Regions from separate parts of the Homo sapiens genome. Here region 2 is linked to region 1. A link is an interaction called in ENCODE POLR2A ChIA-PET data of the cell type or tissue named here. Cell type or tissue: CD4-positive, alpha-beta T cell. All regions are shown on one strand. Links, peaks and the distances in the headings refer to the core of each region. The heading gives the core; the rest is flanking DNA.

Region 1 (5,857 bases), core at 322-5,321:
AATAACAGGAAAGCAGACTCGACCAGACTCGACACGGCTCTCAAGTTGAAGTCTTCCACCGGTCCAGCACAATACACAGAGATGTTTCATCCCTTTCATCTCTCCTGTTCCAAATGACCTATGATGTGTGCCCCCCATACTTGAAATAAGAAGGCAATCTTCTAATTCTTACTATAGAATAAGTGTCCTAACTGATCGTGAATGCAAGAAATACTGAAGAAAAAATCTGTTTGACATAATCTCTTTTGATTAACACATGGAACATTTAGAAAGGAGCAGGTATGAGCCATAAGATTCCAGAAACTGAAGTGTTTTGTTTTGTTTCGTTTTTGTTTTTGTTTTTTGAGATGGAGTCTCACTCTGTCGCCAGGCTGGAGTGCAGTGGCGCGATCTCGGCTCACTGCAACCTCCGCCTCCCAGGTTCAAGCAATTCTCCTGCCTTAGCCTCCTGAATAGCTGAGACTACAGGCGTGCACCACCACACCCAGCTGATTTTTTTATTTTTATTAGAGACAGAGTTTCACAATGTTGGCCAGGATGGTCTCGATCTCTTGACCTCATGATCCGGCCACCTTGGCCTCCCAAAGTGTTGGGATTACAGGCGTGAGCCACCACACCTGGCCTGTTTTGTTTTTGAGACATGGTCTCACTCTGTTGCCCAGGCAGGAGTACAGTGGCACGATCTCAGCTCACTGCAACCTCCGCCTCCCAGGTTCAAGCGATTCTAGTGACTCAGCCTCTTGAGTAGCTGGGATCACAGGCAGGCACCACCACACCCGGCTAATTTTTTTTTGTATTTTAGTAGAGATGGGTTTTCACCATGTTGCCCAAGCTGCTCTTGTACTCCTGAGCTTAAGCGATCTGCCCACCTCGACCTCCCAAAGTGCTGGGATTACAAGCATGAGCCACCATGCCCAGCCTGAAACTGAACAGTTTATCATTATAACCCAGACCAATACAATCTGTTTAATTCACAGGAAGGTGTGGTGGCTCATGCCTGTAATCCTAGTACTTTAGGAAGCCAAGGCAGGAGAATCACTTGAGGCCAGGAGTTCAAGACCAGCCTGGGTAACACAGTGAGACCCTGCTCTATTTAATTAAAAGAAAAATTATAGTTTCAAAAAAAAAATCTACTGGCCAGGAGCGGTGGCTCACGCCTGTAATCCCAGCACTTTGGGAGGCCGAGGCGGACGGATCACCTGAGGTCAGGAGTTTGAGGCCAGCCTTACCAACATGGTGAAACCCCATCTCTACTAAAAATACAAAAATCAGCAGGGCATGGTGGCGTGCGCCTGTAATTCCGCTACTCAGGAGGCTGAGGCACAAGAATTGCTTGAACCCGGGAGGCAGATGTTGCAGTGAGCCGAGATTGTGCCACTGCACTGCAGCCTGGGCGACAGAGCAAGACTCCATCTCAAAAAAAAAAAAAAAATTAAATTAAATTAAATTTTCTAAAAATCTATTTAATTCACAATTTCTTCTCGTAAGGAAACATTTTGTAGTTGGCCAGAAGACAATATATGGGTTGAGAGATCTTTCATCTTTAAAAGAAAAATTAAAAGAAAGGTAAACGACTGTTACAATTAGCCAAAATCTAACCTAAACCCCAGTCAAAACTGATACACATTTTCCCCATGCTTAAAACAGTGACAAAAACCTGTAAATCACTTTATTTGATAGAAAAGAGTTAACCTAAGTTAAGTAAATAAACCATCATTTCTTATGATGTAGCCAGTTCATAATACACAAATATGCAAAATAAAAATTTTTTTCAATCCAGCTAGTGATCAGTAGATTTAATAAGTCACCATTTTGTAACCACCAAATTCAGTTTGTTTGCTTGTTTGTTTTAAAAAAAAACTTTTAAAATGTTGATCCTCACTGAGGGCACATTTGCACTATTACAGGTACGTGTACTGATACATTGCTAAGAAAAGAGTAAATTGGTGCAGCCCTTTTGGAAAAAGTTGGCACCAGACATCAAGAATTCTAAAAATGTTTATACTCTGACATGTTCATGTCACCCTGAGAATATATCTTAAAGACCACAAAGTGTGTATAATTATGGCAACCTTATGTTCCAGATTTTCTAAGAAGGTGTTCACTGTAAATAATTGTGTTCTTTTCAATAAAGGCAAATCAGTAAGTTAGTAACTAAGTTTGAGAATAATGGAAGTCATCCATATCATAGAAAAACAAAGAAAACGGGTTCTGCATGGGGTCAAACATGCACAGAAGTGTTCTGGTTTCTGTTTGAAATGGAGAGTTGAGGAAAAAAACTCAAACTCACCACATATTAACTTTTTACAAGATGGAACTTGGTTCAATCCATTATTCCCTCCACAGTTGCTGAGCTGCCTCTGTAGGGCCCCAGGCACCATGCCTATTCTGGAGACATGGTGATGAAAAGGCAAATCTTTCTTAAATGCAACAGGCTCCTCTCCCCAGCCCGCAGCAGCACCCAGACATGCCAGTGCCCAGACCTTATTTTTCTTGTTGAATCTTCTCACCACCCACACACAGGTCTCCATGGTACAGCATGACAGCTCTTCCTATAATTCTGATATAAATCCTCCTTTTATCCAGAGTCTTTGGTCACAAACCGTAATACATACATGTGAAATGTTCCCAAATCTTGAGTAGACACTCAAGATTATGCCTGTGAGAAAACTCCTTTCCATGAAAACACAGAAGAAACTACTCTCTTTTCTTATCAAACCCCCGAAGTACCCACCAGGGCATTCGGCATGGGAAATCGGGTTAGAACTGCCGCAAGGCACTGCTCCCTCAGACAGCCCACCACCTGTGGCTGGCATAACGGCCCTGGACTTGCTGCCTGCTTTCCCTCTGTGCCACTAGGCACCCACCCCTGCAGTCACCCCAGCTCCCGAGGCATCACACCATCCACAGACCACAGGGTTAGTCCTCCTGAGGTCCCTCTGTGTGTTATGACACCACACCTAACCCGGCACAGAAACCAGGCTGAACACCCTGACAGTCTCCTGTGGCCCATGAAGATTGGGGGGGCCGCTGGGGGTTAGGGGAAGAGGAGAGATGGAAGGAAGTTACTAATTAAGAGTGATCTTGAAAGCCTCGGGTGCTAAGGGTCTTTTTTCTTTTTACCCCTGTCCTGAGTATTCCCTTATATCCTTCCCTCAAAGGCCAAAGCTAGAGACAGCAGATACGTTTTTATGCAATTGGACCTCAATGCTTCTCGAAATATGCGAATGAACAACTTTCTTGAATGTCTTACCCCACCACTCTTCCTCTACAGAGAAAGTGAAACCTCGTTTTTTTAATTCTTGCTGAAAACACTGCTATTTTAACTTGAAATTTGTTCTTTCTTGTTTTAGATAATGAATTAGTTCTACCTTTCCTGCTTTAGATAATCAATCTGGGAACTCAATGTAAAAATTACATCAAAGGCAAATAAAAAGTAAGGTATTTCAGAAGCTGAATAAGTAAAGGACATTTGCAGACGTCTCTTCCTTTTCATTTGAAAACTCACCTAAAAATTATTTTAAAATTCTCTGTTGACAACTTCCCTAATTGAAGCTAACTTCTTGAAAGGAACAAAAATAAGACATGCATTTGCTATAATGAACATGATAGACTCCAGCAACTTTCATTTTAAATGTTTATATAGAAATTATGCTTAAAGGCCAGGCACGGTGGCTCATACCTGTAATCCCAGCACTTTGGGAGGCTGAAGTGGGCAAATCACCTGAGGTCAGGAGTTTGAGATCAGCCTGGCCAACATGGTGAAACCTCGTCTCTACTAAAAATACAAAAATCAGCCGGGTGTGGTGGCACATGCCTGTAATCCCAGCTACTTGGGAAGCTGAGACAGGAGAATCACTTGAACCCAGGAGGCAGAAGTTGCAGTGAGCTAAGATCACGCCACTGCACTTCAGCCTGGGAAACAGAGTAAAACTCTGTCTCAACAACAAAAAAAAGAAATTATGCTTAAAAAGGAAGTTCATAATTGAATCACGGCAACTGCAGTCATTAGCCCCAAAATGATGACCATTACAGAGCAACAGGATGAACATACTCTCTGGAAAATCCCGCAAATACTCCCTTAAAGTGCATTATATGTGGTTTTCTGTTTACAACCCTGAACATTATTACACAGAAATATATACTGGCAACAGTACACACAAGCCAGGCGCAATGGCTCACACCTGTAATCCCGGCACTTTGGGAGGCTGAGGCGGGCAGATCATTTGAGGTCAGGAGTTCGAGACCAGCCTGGCCAACATGATGAAACCCCATCTCTACTAAAAATACAAAACAATTAGCTGAGCGTGGTAGCACACGCCTGTTGTCCCAGCTACTCAGGAGGCTGAGGCACGAGAATCGCTTGAACCCGGGAGGCAGAGGGTGCAGTAAGCCAAGATCGTGCCACTGGACTCCAGGCTGGACAACAGAGCGAGACTCTGTCTCAAAAAAAAAAAAAAAAAAAAGTACACACAGTATGCATGTTATAAAGAAAATGTATGCAAAATTTAATTTTTACGATTTTTTTCTTTTTCCTGAGCAGAATAGTATTTTCTTAAGTTAATGGTTTGTCTGGTGGGACTCCACAGTGCCATAAACAGTTTTTTTTTTTTTAAAAAAAGAAACCAATAGGCCAGGTGCAGTGGCTCACACCTGTAATCCCAGCACTTTGGGAGGCCTAGGCAGGGGGATCACCTGAGGTCGGGAGTTCGAGACCAGCCTGACCAACATGGAGAAACCCTGTCTCCAGTAAAAATACAAAATTAGCCAGGCGTGGTGACGCATGCCTGTAATCCCAGCTACTTGGGAGGCTGAGGCAGGAGAATTGCTTGAATCTGGGAGGCGGAGGTTGCGGTGAGCCGAGATCGCCCCATTGCACTCTAGCCTGGGCAACAAGAGTGAAACTCTGTCTCACAAAAAAAAAAAAATAAGGCCGGGCGCGGTGGCTCACGCCTGTAATCCCAGCACTTTGGGAGGCGGATGGATCACGAGGTCAGGAGATCGAGACCATCCTGGCTAACATGGTGAAACGCCGTCTCTACTAAAAATACAAAAATTTAGCCGGGTGTGGTGGCGGGTGCCTGTAGTCCCAGCTACTCAGGAGGCTGAGGCAGGAGATGGTGTGAACCCAGGAGGCAGAGCTGGCAGTGAGCCGAGATTGCGCCACTGCACTCTAGCCTGGGCAACAGAGCAAGACTCCGTCTCAAAAATAAATAAATAAAAATAAATAAATTAAATAAATAAACAAACCAGTAAAGATATATCCCACACAGGTGTAGTCTGAACCAAACTGTCCCTATCTAATGAATACAAAAGAGTACTGGAACTGAGAAAGCCTTTTTGTTGGTTTTTGAAATTGTCTTTAATTGGACAGAGAAACTCTAAGACTCTCTTTCTATAGCATATTATCAATGAGCTATGTTCCAAAAGTTTTTTAATACTAAAAGGTAGCCAGGAAATTACAATGCATTTCCCTCCAGAAAGAATTCTAAAGCCGGGCGCGGTGGCTCACACCTGTAATCCCAGCACTTTGGGAGGCTGAGGCGGGCAGATCACGAGGTCAGGAGATCGAGACCATCCTAGCTAACATGGTGAAACCCCATCTCTATTAAAAATACAAAAAAAAAAAAAAAGAAAGAATTCTAAAAACAGTGGTACCTGTCCTAGGCTGATTCACAAAACGTTACCAACTTACGCAGCAGGGACAGGGACAGGGACAGAGGAAGCACTGTTGAAAACAGCGCACACACAAAGTTAACACCACAAGAAATGTTTCTCATTATTCTGAAAATCAAATATTAAGGTTTAGGCTGGGCTTGGTGGCTCAGGCCTGTAATCCTAGCACTTTGAGAGGCTG
Region 2 (5,857 bases), core at 609-5,608, 1.9 Mb after region 1:
TCAGCCTCCCGGGTAGCTGGGATTACAGGCGTGCGCCACCATGCCCGGCTAATTTTGTATTTTTAATAGAGATGGGGTTTTTCCATGTTGGTCAGGCTGTTCTTGAACTCCTGACCTCAGGTGATCCGCCCGCCTTGGCCTCCTGAAGTGCTGGATTACAGGCGTGCGCCACCGCGCCCGGCCCAGTAGTTCACTCTTAAAACGCCTTGTTATGTTTCTCCCCTGCGCTCTGGTGACCCCCAGACCTCTCCATGGAGGGACAATCTTCTGCACCAGGAGCTCTTCCCCTCTGTGGATCATCTCTCTTTCCTCTTCCCTTCCTTTTTTTCCTGATACTTCTGATACTTATTCAAATAATTCATTTTTTTTGTTCTTCAGTCGTCACTTTCATGTTTGATTTCTGAATGCCTCTTTAGGCCTGGCCTCTGTCTTTGCTCAAATTGTGTATTTGAGACAGTCTACAACATCACTCAGGTATCTTTAGATTTGTCTTGTCTGAGTGGAATTCATCCTAAAATTGGAAGCTTTAGATGTACAAGAGATCTGAATAATAGTTTAAAACCATTACCCTCATCTGAAAGATAAGGTGGTGGGGCTGGGACAGAGAAAGTGACTTGCTCAGTGAAATCGACTGCAGACCGGACTCCGGGTTTCTTGGTTTCTTGTTCACTGTAAGGTTTGACCTTAAGCCAGTTTCTTGTCACAACTGTCTCATTTCCGACCATAATACAGAGAACATCACCTTTAAATTGTCCCTCTTTTATCACCATCCACTTAGTCACCAGGTCCTACCCGTCCCTTGTCCGTGTCGGGAATTTGCGCCTTCCCTCTCCTTTCCCACTCCTTGTTCTAATTCTCAGTCTTTATACTTAAGCCTCACTGTCATGCCACTGTTGCCATTAGATTTTCTGCTTCTGACCTTTTTAAGCCTTTTAACCATCCGGAGCGTTGCTGTCAGCACTCGATTTTGACATGACGCCTGCCCGCTGCTTCGTCTTTTTCTATTTGTACCCTATTTTTTTGATGGCACTCGCTACCTCTCACACACTGTGCAGTTTTCGTATTTATTGTGTTTAGGGTCTCTTCCCCACTTGACTGTGAGCTGTAGGAGGCCAGAAATTGTAATCCATTTGGTAACAGATGTACCTACAGCTCCCGGCCAGGTGGTCATCCGCAGTCCACACACGCATTCAGCTCTGGTATACGATAGATGTGTAGTGTAGCAGCACCTGGCGTTTGCCTGTAGACGACACACAGTAGTTGTTGAATTTGTGGGACCCTTGATAATCAGCCCCCCAACTCCCCCCCACATTCATTTCTGATTACTCTGAAGCATAAACCCTCCCCGGTAGCCACAAGGGTCTCCTCGGTCAGGGGAATGGATTCTCCCTGGTCCTAGGGGAGCACACGCTCGTCCTTGTTACCCTCTCTGTGGTGGAGCTGGGTTGCACACTGGAACTTATCCTCGCCGGGGTCAGTGATCCTGGAGGTCGGTTGCCTCCATATTGAGCCCCTAAAGCACCTGGCCCTGGGAAGAGCGTGGGCCCTGGAGCGTGGCCCAGTATTTCCTCTTCTGTTTTGCTGTATCCTGAATTTCTCTTCTTTTTCTTTCATTTCTCAGAGTCCAAGTCACATCCTGCTTCCTCTGGGCTCACCATCTCTGCCGTGTTGCTCCACGGGCCCCTCCTGGCCTTTAGTGCCCTCTGCAGCCTGTGCTCTTCGTCCTTGTGCTGCCCGGCAGCCGATGGCCTTTCCTCCAGGCTCGGCACAGTAGGAAGCGCCAATGTTCCTGATAATCAAATTTATGGGCGTGCGTGTGAGAGAGAGAGAGTGTGTTCCTGCTGAAGCATCTCGGTTAAATCAAAACACTCTGTAATTATTGGGTTCTTCTTTCCTCTTGCCAGAACACTCTCTAATTATTGGTTTCTTTCCTCCTGCTCTTGACATTTGATGTGTCTATTTGCCCTCTCTGTCAATAGTGCTGAGTAGAATACTGCAGGCACAAGTCATGTTTTTGTAACGATTTTCGACAGATTAGCATTCCTTTAAAAAAGAACTTAAGTCGGTTGGGGAAGGGGGTCCACTCATATTACAAGGGGGATACTTTCAAAAATCCTTCAAATAATGGTAAGAGAAGCAGCTTTGCATAGTTGTGAGGGAACCTGGGGCTTACTGGAGAAGTGAGCACACTTCTCCAGGCATGCCATCTGCAGCCTTCCTTTTCTTTCTAGGCTGACCTATGGTCTTCTGGTCACTAGTCATTCCATTTGGCAGTAGAATCACCTTCTCAGTTTTGAAATAGGTGTAACCAGTAGGGGAAAAGGATTGTGGTGTGCGTGGTGTTCTTTGCGCACAAAGATGACCGTGGAATTTTTGAAGGAGGCAATTATTGTCATTGTTTAATATATAACTGGAGGCTTAATTTCCAAGTAGCTGTTGTAGCATTAAATGTCCCTGGCTAGGTGCCAGTAGCTATTTCCATTGTACATTGAATCTATTGCTTCTTTTTAAAATACAATGGTTCGTAGGTTGATTTATCTTTATTTTAAAGAAAGGGCTAATATCACAAGGTAAGTTTTTGAGCAGATACTATATTACGAAGTGTTCTGACTCGGATACTGGAGAGGAACAGTGGCCCTGGATACCTCCTCTGTGAAGGTCAGGTTAAGATCTCTTTATGCTCACAGTATAAAGATTAGGTTTGGCTGAGAGTTACAGGGGAGAGGAAATAACAATTGTGTAACTCAAATTAAAGTTTGTTCACTCACATTAAGATTCCCTAGAAGTAGTCATTCCAAGGCTGTTTAGTGCTCCAGCATAGCAAGGCCTCGGGCTCCTCCTATGTTTACTTTGCTGTGCAAAGGTTCTTTTTTTTTTTTTTTTTTTAAATGGTTACCTCATTGTCCAAGATGGCTGCTCAAGCTCCAGCCATTGCATATATGAGGGGACTTCAAAAAGTTCATGCAAAAAAAGAATTAAAAGATAAAAATAAAAAACAAACTTCTCAGCCAGGCGCGGTGGCTCACGCCTGTAGTAATGCCAGCACTTTGGGAGGCCGAGGCGGGCAGATCACGAAGTCAGGAGATCGAGACCATCCTGGCTAACACAGTGAAACCCTGTCTCTACTAAAAACAGAAAAAATTAGCCGGGTGTGGTGACAGGCACCTGTAGTCCCAGCTACTTTGGAGGCTGAGGCAGGAGAATGGCGTGAACTTGGGAGGTGAAGCTTTCAGTGAGCCGAGATCGCGTCACTGCACTCCAGCCTGGGCGACAGAGCGAGACTCTGTCTCAAAAAACAAACAAACAGACTTCTCAACATAAGGTCTAACAAGATCAAGACACTTTTGTAAATGACGATACCACCCATTTAATCTGTCCCTAAAGAACGGAGGGTTCTAGGAGTTTAACTGTGTCTATACAGTCTTTTTACATTATTTTATTTTTTGAGACAGAATCTCATTCTGTCACCCAGGCTGGAGTGCAGTGGTGCAATCTTGGCTCACTGCAACCTCCACCTCCCGGGTTCAAGCGAGTCTCATGCCTCAGCCTCCCACGTAGCTGGGATTATAGGCGTGTGCCACCACGCTTGGCCAATTTTTATATTTTTAGTAGAGATGCGGTTTCACCATGTTGGCCAGATTGGTGTCAAATTCCTGACCTCAGGTGATTGGCCTCCCCAAAGTGCTGGGATTATAGGTGTGAGCCGCCACGCCCAGCCCTCTTTTTACATTATTAACAGAAGGAAAAATACGTTTCCTGTAAAGATTTTTTAAAGATTAGGAAACAAACAAGTCAGAAGGAGCCAAATCAGGACTGTAAGGCAGATTTTTAATGATTGTTTCCCATGAAAACTGTCACAAAGTTCCCCTTGTTGGATGCTTGTTTTGGATGCGAGCAATGAGCAGGAGCACTGTTATCACTGTGGAGGTGGAGGGGGCTCCCTGGTGACACTTTCCTGGGCATTTTTCTGCTCAAGCTTAGGCTTTCTCAAACACTCGTAACAAGCAGCTGTCATCGTTGTTTGGCCTCCAGAAAGCCAACAAGCAAAATGCCTTGAGCATCTCAAAGAGCGGTTGCCGTGACCTTCGCTGTCATCCAGATTGCTCTTGCTTTGATGGAGCCACTTCTTGGTAGCCGGCGCTTTGATTGTGGTTTGTCTTCAGGATCTGCTGGGAAAGTCGTGTTTCATTTCCTGTTTCAATTCTTCAAAGAAATCCTTCAGGGTCTTGACCCCATTTGTTTGAGATTTCTGTCTAAAGCTCTGCTCTGGTCTGCAGCTCATCTGAGTGCAGCATTGGCAGCCATCAAATGGAAAGTTTGCTCAACTGTAATTATTCAGTCAGAATTGTGTAAGCGCGATGGAGAGGTCTGTGATACTGGCTGTTGTTTGTGTTGTTAATTGTCAGTCCTCTTCACTTAGGGCATGAACTAGATGAAGTCTTGCCTTGCAAATTGGTGTGGTTGGTCTGCCACTGAGAGTGTCATCATCTTGGCCCTCCTTAAAATTAATTGTCCACTTGAAAACTACTGATTTCTTTGGTGCATTGCCCCCATCAACTTTTTGTAAAGCACCAATGATTTCACCATTCTCCCACCCAAGGTTCATTATAAACTTGATGTTTGTTCTTGCTTCAATTTTAGCGGAATTTGTGTTGCTCTGATAAGGGCTCCTTTCAAACTAATATCTTATCCTTCTTACTGTCTCAAACTAGATCCTGTTTACACATGTTATGGAACAAGTTAGTATAAGTTTATTTTGGGGCAAAATGTTTTTTGAAGTACGTGCATAGTTTTTTTTCTTGAACATGAAAACCCTTTGTACATTTCACCTTTCCGGAAAGAAGAAGTAGGGAAGAAGACCCCACTGTTTTCCTTTAAGGATGTTTCTTAAAAGTTACACTCAGCACTTTCACAGGGAGGCTGGAAAATATCTAGGTGACCCTGTGTGCAAATGAAGAACTGGGGATTCTAGTTATGGAAGGGTGGGGTGGATACTGGGGAAAACGAACAGCCTCTGGCATAGGCGCCATCCTGGCTGATGCTGAGTTTCTTCTTTTCTACCTGAGCTTAGCTAAAATCTCGCCACCACGCCCAGAAGAGAATGCATTTGCTTTGGAGTTTTCTGTAATCCTTCTGAATTGGTTCTAAATTGGTGGCCGGCGCCTGTAGTCCCAGCTACCTGGGAGGCTGAGGCAGGAGAATGGCATGAACCTGGGAGGCGAAGCTTTCAGTGAGCCGAGATAGCGCCACTGCACTCCAGCCTGGGCAACAGAGCAAGACTCTGTCTCAAAAAAAAAAAAAAAAAAAAAAAAAAAAAAAAAAAAAACAACTTCTCAACATAAGGTCTAACAAGATCAAGACACTTTTGTAAATGACAATACCACCCATCTTGGGATATGATCAAATATACACTAAGAATATGGAAATGAATCGTCCTGACGTGGAGGTAGAATACTCAGGTGACCAGTTGCTTCCAACTAGGACTCAGTCACCCCTGGCTTCAGAAGGGCAGGAGACACGCTGTGAGAAGCTGTGAGAGTGTTGGAGATTTAGGATGATTCTCAGTTCGCAGATTCTTTGTTCAGCTATGTCCAGTCTGTTTTGAAGCCTTTCCATTTTCATTTTAAGTTGTTTTTTTTCTTACAAATTCTGTATAGTTATTTATTTCTGATTTGGATGTCTGAAGTCTTTTTGTATCTGATTCAGCTACAGTTTTTGTTGGCTGTTCGTCATGGTGCCTGTTTCCTAATGTCCTTTTAAATTTTGACAGTTATTTTCCTTTGAAATTGAAGTATGTGAAATCTTTGAAGCTTGGGATGAAGTTGGCTTCTTTTAGGACTATGAAGTTTGCTTCTAT

Evidence for each region. Peaks named below come from ENCODE experiments on the same cell type or tissue, not always from the same donor. Only the 100,000 strongest peaks of a DNase experiment are listed, where the experiment ranks them.
Region 2: POLR2A ChIA-PET joins it to region 1 with 7 read pairs; 2 of 35 experiments call an interaction of 5 or more read pairs at or near these places.

What each region holds. Positions count from the first base shown.
Region 1 is chr17:78,772,213-78,778,069 of GRCh38, forward strand. The region is part of intron 1 of CYTH1 (cytohesin 1); the gene reads right to left. Among named protein-coding and RNA genes, the nearest start is that of CYTH1, 7.1 kb to the right of the region's middle. RefSeq lists enhancers at 2,357-2,858, 5,671-5,720, 5,731-5,780. In CD4-positive, alpha-beta T cell, for the core only: no CTCF peak of the experiment used is centred there; DNase peaks (open chromatin) are centred at 749, 2,446, 2,949 and 4,049; H3K4me3 peaks cover 3,809 bases; H3K27ac peaks cover 4,623 bases.
Region 2 is chr17:80,669,500-80,675,356 of GRCh38, forward strand. All of the region lies in intron 3 of RPTOR (regulatory associated protein of MTOR complex 1), which reads left to right. Among named protein-coding and RNA genes, the nearest start is that of RPTOR, 130 kb to the left of the region's middle. In CD4-positive, alpha-beta T cell, for the core only: no CTCF peak of the experiment used is centred there; no DNase peak of the experiment used is centred there.